Linked DNA regions of Homo sapiens: region 1 is linked to region 2. The links are chromatin loops, found by intact Hi-C in ENCODE. Cell type or tissue: GM12878. All regions are shown on one strand. Links, peaks and the distances in the headings refer to the core of each region. The heading gives the core; the rest is flanking DNA.

Region 1 (2,908 bases), core at 125-2,624, 220 kb before region 2:
TACTTCAGGGGCCATGGCAGGGCAGAAGTCTCCCATCTAGGTCCGCTCCTAAGCTACCCTCAGGTCTCTCTTAACATCTTTCTTTAGAACCAGGCCTGGGGAAGCACCCAGAGAGGGGTAAAGTGCCAGACAGTGCAGGAAGCCAGCTTGTGAGAGGGGGTATCTTTCTCCTCCCCAGGCTGCCCATGCAGGCTCCTGGGGCACCAAAAGGGAGCTTGGGTCCCAAACCCAATCCCTTTAAAACACTCAGAATATAAGCCAAATCTAGAGAAGCATGGTGAAACTAGACACACTCAACCAGGTCCTAGGATGACAATGGCCAGCCCTGACCCAGCACTTCCTCAGCTACCTTCCCTGGAATCCTCATGGCAGCCCTAGGAGGCAGGTTTCGATCATTATCCCCACTTTATAGACGGGGAACTGAGGCCCAGACTGTAGTCACACGGAGAGTCGGGGGCAGAGACAGGGCTCAAACCCAGACATTCCAGCTGCAAGTTCTGACTGTAAAACCACCAACACTCAGAAGAAGGACGGCAGAGCAGAAAGAAGCTGGACACAGGGTCCCAGCACTGGTATGTTGATTTCTTCTTCAGGAGAGGTGCTATTTTCCCTTTAAATATATGACGGCTGTGGTCTGCAGCCCACCCACATCCTCACCCTTAACCCCAGCAGTAGCTCTGTAGGGAAAGGTTATCGTGCCCAATTCACAGATAAAGAAACCAAGGCTCGTGAAGCTTAATGGTCTCCCAGCCAGCAAGTGAGAACCAGGATTTAAATCAGGGCCAATACCACAGCTGTCTCTGCTGGCTTCAGTCCCAGCCCCTCCACCAGCCAGATGTGACTCGGGCCAATCTTTCCCCAAGTGGACCTCAGTTTCTACATCTATACAGTGGTCTTACTAGTTCCTTTCCTGAGTCCCGGCCCAGGGTGGCTGGGCAGATAGAATGAGAAGACAGCGAATGTGAAGGCCACTGCAGAGCACACCAGCCTGCACTGCAGGCTGTAAAGCCCAATAACTGGGCCACTCGGTGAAGACTGACATTTACAACAGTGTGCCCAGACGCCCCACAGGATCCTCTGCCAGCAGAGAGATTCAATTATGGTCATTATGGTGCACTTAGGAAAACCAGGGAGCAGCTAATACATTTTAGAAAGATTGGCAACAACAGAGGTTGAATCAAAACGAGTTTTCTACTTAACCCTCAGTTAAACAGAAAATCCATTTAACCACAAGGCAACACCCTGTCTTCCCAGCCTCCAATCACTTTTATAAAAAAATCGTCTGCCACTTAGCTTTATATTTTTATCACCCTGAAAGCTGCCTTGGAATGAAAAATAAATTCATTGATGGAGAGAAAGATGTCATCGACCTCTATAGGTTAGCAGCCTGGAGCAACATCCTCAAGCCCTTGCTCCCTCCAGCGTGGCAAGAACACAATCCTTGTTTCCATCCCTGCCAAAGATGCTGGCGGACGCTGGAGAAAGCAGCCCCAGAGGCCCAAGAGGAGTGCAAATGTACACCTCCCACCCCCGCCACTAGAGGGAGCAAACCAAACCTTTGCAGTCACCGGAGGCTCCCAGAAGGAGGCTGGCAATGAAACGTGCCTGGAGAGGACCTATAGGGATTCGGTGACCTCCAAGTACGCTAAGCTGCAGAGCAGTCCAGAAGTGTGGGCAGGAACAGGAGCGATTCAAGTTAGGAAGAGTGTTCCCAACAAATGGGGAGAGGAACATATTAGCCAGATAGTTCTCCCTATTATTAAGTAAAGCAGCATTGACTACACACGTGCAAAAAGATACTCCAGGTACGGGGTTCCCAGATAAAATACAGGATGCCCAGTGAAGTGTGAATTTCAGATAAACAACAAATAATCTTTCAGTGATTCTTCCTAAATAGTACATGGAACAAATATTGCTTGGGGCAGATTTATGCTAAAAATTGAGTCATTGTCTATAGGAAGTCCAGATTTAGCTGGGCATCCTTTAATTTTATTTGCTGTACCTGGCGACCCCTCCCAGGAGGTATGCAGGTGACAGCAGACACTAGACACAGCTGAGTGTCCAACAGTAGGGGCCCTCCAGCCCTGTGATGCCCAGGAAGGAATCTCACAAACTGTAAGGCCAGGAGAGATGGGGAAAAAAAGCAGGAAGCCCAACTGAACGGACTTTCTGGTGTCAACTATTGAACACATGCCTGAGTGTGAACAAAAGCAGGAAACGAAGGAGGCTCTGGTCCTAAGAGAGGAAGTGAATGATTTCTTTTCCCTTCATTTTCCAAGCTCTGAATTGTTTTATTGTCTTAACAAGAACAGCCACACACACACAACCAAAGTGCTCAACTTTTCTTATCTTTTGAGATCAACCTGGTTGTTCTATCAGGTGGTGAGTCCTTCGAACTCAGGGAGTGGGAGTTTTTCATCTCTGAACCCCAGTGGATGCCTAGTGAATGGAGGAAAGAAAAAAAGAAGAAAGGGAGGGAAATAAGGAGGGAAGAAGGGAGGATGAAGGAGGCTCTGTCCATGCAAAAGCCAAGAGCTGGGAGGTCCCCAATTGCAAGGTGACTTCTGAGGACCACAGGGACCTCCAGGCAGAAGGAGCCAACTCTGTCACCCCAGGTCTCCTTGCTACCTCTCCTGAATAGAGAGGTTTTGAGGTCAGGAGCCTGGATGCTATCTGGACAGCAGTCAGCCCAAAGCCTGGCCCCAGGCCTGTGGGCCACCTGCCATCACTTCCTCTGCATTTACTAAGAGAAGCTGCCCAGCATGGGGACACACTGTGAGATGCAGGAATGAGCCTGTCTGAGGAGCTTCCCCCAGGGACAGAAAGCAGATACCACACCCCTGGGCTCTGCCCCCTCCTTCTCCCGTGGGACATGCCTGCCTGCCTCTTGGTTCAAGTTCAGTTTAAA
Region 2 (2,908 bases), core at 184-2,683:
ACAGAAAGCAGTCCTATTATTTTCTCCTTGAACCCCAGCGGATCACATTGGAGACCATCGGCCACGCCTTTAGGGAGGGATTTTTGGAAGAGCAAAGCAGAAGAAAGGGGACTACTCTGGGCAGCGCTTTTTCAGTCTCCAGATAGAAGCACACCTTGGAGCTGTTGCAGGTTCCTTTCCCAACCACCACACTGAAGCGAATATTGCAATAAAGTGAGACACACAAATTTTTTTGGTTTCCTAATGCATGTAAAAGTTATGTTTACCCTCCACCATAGTCTATTAAGTATGCAATAGCATGTCTAAAAAATGTGCATACCTTACTTAAAAACTGTTGATCCTGGCCAGGTGTGGAGGCTCATGCCTGTAATCCCAGCACTTTGGGAGGCCGAGGTGGATGGATTACCTGAGGTGTGGAGTATGAGACTAGCCTGGCCAACATGATGAAACTCTGTCTCTACTAAAAATACAAAAATTAGCTGGGTATGGTGGCGGGCGCCTGTAATCCCAACTACTCAGGAGGCTGAGGCACGAGAATTGGTTGAACCCAGGAGATAGAGGTTGCAGTGAACCGAGATCACACCACTGCACTCTGGGAAACAGGGCGAGAGATTCAGTCTCAAAAAAAAAAAAAATTGATCCAAAATTCTGACAAAAAGTGAGTGCATACTGTTGGAAAAATGGCACGGACAAATTTGCTCAGTTCAGTTGCCACAAACCTTCAATTTGTAAAAAACACGTTATCTGTAAAGCGTAATAAAAAGCAATGTATGCCTGCACTCATAAGCCCCTGAGATGGATGAGGAGGTGCTGCAGAAAGGGGAACTCTCACAGCTGTTCTTCGGTGGAGCTGCACTATATCAGTGGGGAGATCTTTCCCTGAATCAGGCCTGAGATCTAAAAGAACACACCTGTGGCCCAAGAAGCTGATGGTGTAGACGTTCTCTCCCTTATACAGTTGAGAAGGCCAAGGCTTAGTTGAGTTGAAAAAGTTTTGAATTTGTGGCCAGCATTTAAAAATTGGGGAATTTTATGTTGATTTTTAGATGTATAGGGATAGGGACATCTGAGCCTCCTGCTGTGCCTTCCAACGGGGCCACAGCGGATGGACCTGAGTTGTGGCTGACCTCTTTATTTGCGACATATGACCTCCAGCTGGCTACAGTCCCCACTGTGCCTATGGCTCATCTAGCCTGCTTCCCTCATTTTTGTGACCTGCCTGGTTCCCATGGGGAACTGAGTTTGCAATCCGGGGAGCAATACTGGCTGAATTCATGTTCATATTGAGAGCATTCTGAGTAGCTGGCAGGGCCACACAGACCTTAGCGGGAAGACAGGGACACCACTTTCCAGGATGATCCCTGTGAAAACTGCCATGTTTGCACTGCCCTCCTCTGTGAGACATGGTTTAGCTCAAGTCCTTGCTCTGGTAACTTTCCAACATGTGACTTTGGGCACATGTGACCTTCACCTCTCTGGGTTTGTTTCCTCACTGCTTACGCTGCAGGCAATGCACATACAATATTTGCTACTTTAGGGCTATGAGATGCACTAGTTAGTTGTGTCCAAGTCATTCCTTTTACCAACAGAAATGAAGAGAAAGAGGAGAAAAAAATAAATAAAACCAAAAACCTCATCACTCTTTTCTCCAAAATGAGCATTTATCGCCCTCTGGTGTCCACCACAGCGCTCAGTGCAGCCAATTAAGAGCGGCTTGAAGGCCGGGCGCAATGGCTCATGCCTGTAACCCCAGCATTTTGCGAGGTTGAGGCGGGCAGATCACCTGAGGTCAGGAGTTCAAGACCAGCCTGGGCAACATGGTGAAACCCTGTCTGTACTAAAAATACAAAAATTAGCCGGGTGTGGTGGCATGAGCCTGTAATCCCAGCTACTCGGGAGGCTGAGGCAGGAGAATTGCTTGAACCCAGGAGGTGGAGGTTGCAGTGAGCCGAGATCACCCCACTGCGCTCCAGCCCAAGAGACAGAGCAAAACTCCGTCTCAAAAAAAAAAAAAAAAAAAAATCAGCTGGCACGGTGCCTCACGCCCATAATCACAATCCCAGCACTTCGGGAGGCTGAGGAGGGCAGATCACCTGAAGTCAGGAGTTCAAGACCAGCCTGGCCAACATGGTGAAACGCCGTCCTTAGTGAAAATACAAAAATTAGCTTGGCGTGGTCATAGGTGCCTGTAATCTCAGCTACTTGGGAGGCTGAGGCAGGAGAATCGCTTGAATCTTGCAGACAGAGGTTTCAGTGAGCCGAGATCATACCACTGCACTCCAGCCTGGGTGACAGAGTGAGACTCTGTCTCAGAAAAAAAAAAAAAAAAAAAGTTGGGGGCTTGGAGATGAAAGACTTGGAGGCAGGGGAATAGGGGCTGCCCCATTCCTCATGGTCTCAGTTTAATCCCCCTGGCTGCAGGGCCAGGTGAGGGCAGACATGGAATTAGGTCTCTACGCCAAGTTTCAACTGCAGACACCCACCCAGCTCAGATAAGGACACTTTTGAGGCGTGGGATTTACAAGCCAATGAGACAGCTGGCCTAAAGTCACCGCATTTAATAATCATGATGAAATAACATTAAACACAGTAGGTATTAGTTATAAGCATGGCAAGTGAAATCTAGTTGTTTTTGCAGAAAAATTTTATTTAATGGCTCTTGCAAAGTCCCCTGAATTGTTGAGCATGGGGCTGGGGTTGGCTGGAGAGTCACAGCTTCTGTGAGGTTATACTGCAGTAACAAAGAACTCCCCAAATCTCATTGATTTATATCAACAAAGGCCCTATTCCCCACTTATGTTACATGGCCGCTAAAGATTGCTGTGGGTCACGTGAGACTCTGCTTCATGTGTCTTTGTTATTCCCAGATCCAAGATGGAAAATCCGTCCCTATTTAGGGTCTTCTCAT

What was found. A loop is a pair of places that touch in the nucleus more often than their neighbours do. Peaks named below come from ENCODE experiments on the same cell type or tissue, not always from the same donor. Only the 100,000 strongest peaks of a DNase experiment are listed, where the experiment ranks them.
Region 1: it touches region 2 in a loop (5-fold over the local background); 20 of 110 quality-filtered maps call a loop at or near these places.

Annotation. Positions count from the first base shown.
Region 1 is chr11:44,774,222-44,777,129 of GRCh38, reverse strand. The region is part of intron 2 of TSPAN18 (tetraspanin 18); the gene reads right to left. Among named protein-coding and RNA genes, the nearest start is that of TSPAN18-AS1, 39 kb to the right of the region's middle. RefSeq lists enhancers at 1-253, 2,218-2,908. In GM12878, for the core only: a CTCF peak has its summit at 1,531 (motif pointing right); no DNase peak of the experiment used is centred there; H3K27me3 peaks cover 59 bases.
Region 2 is chr11:44,555,595-44,558,502 of GRCh38, reverse strand. No RefSeq gene overlaps it. Among named protein-coding and RNA genes, the nearest start is that of CD82, 8.6 kb to the left of the region's middle. RefSeq lists a silencer at 1,749-1,798. In GM12878, for the core only: a CTCF peak has its summit at 1,671 (motif pointing left); a DNase peak (open chromatin) is centred at 1,552.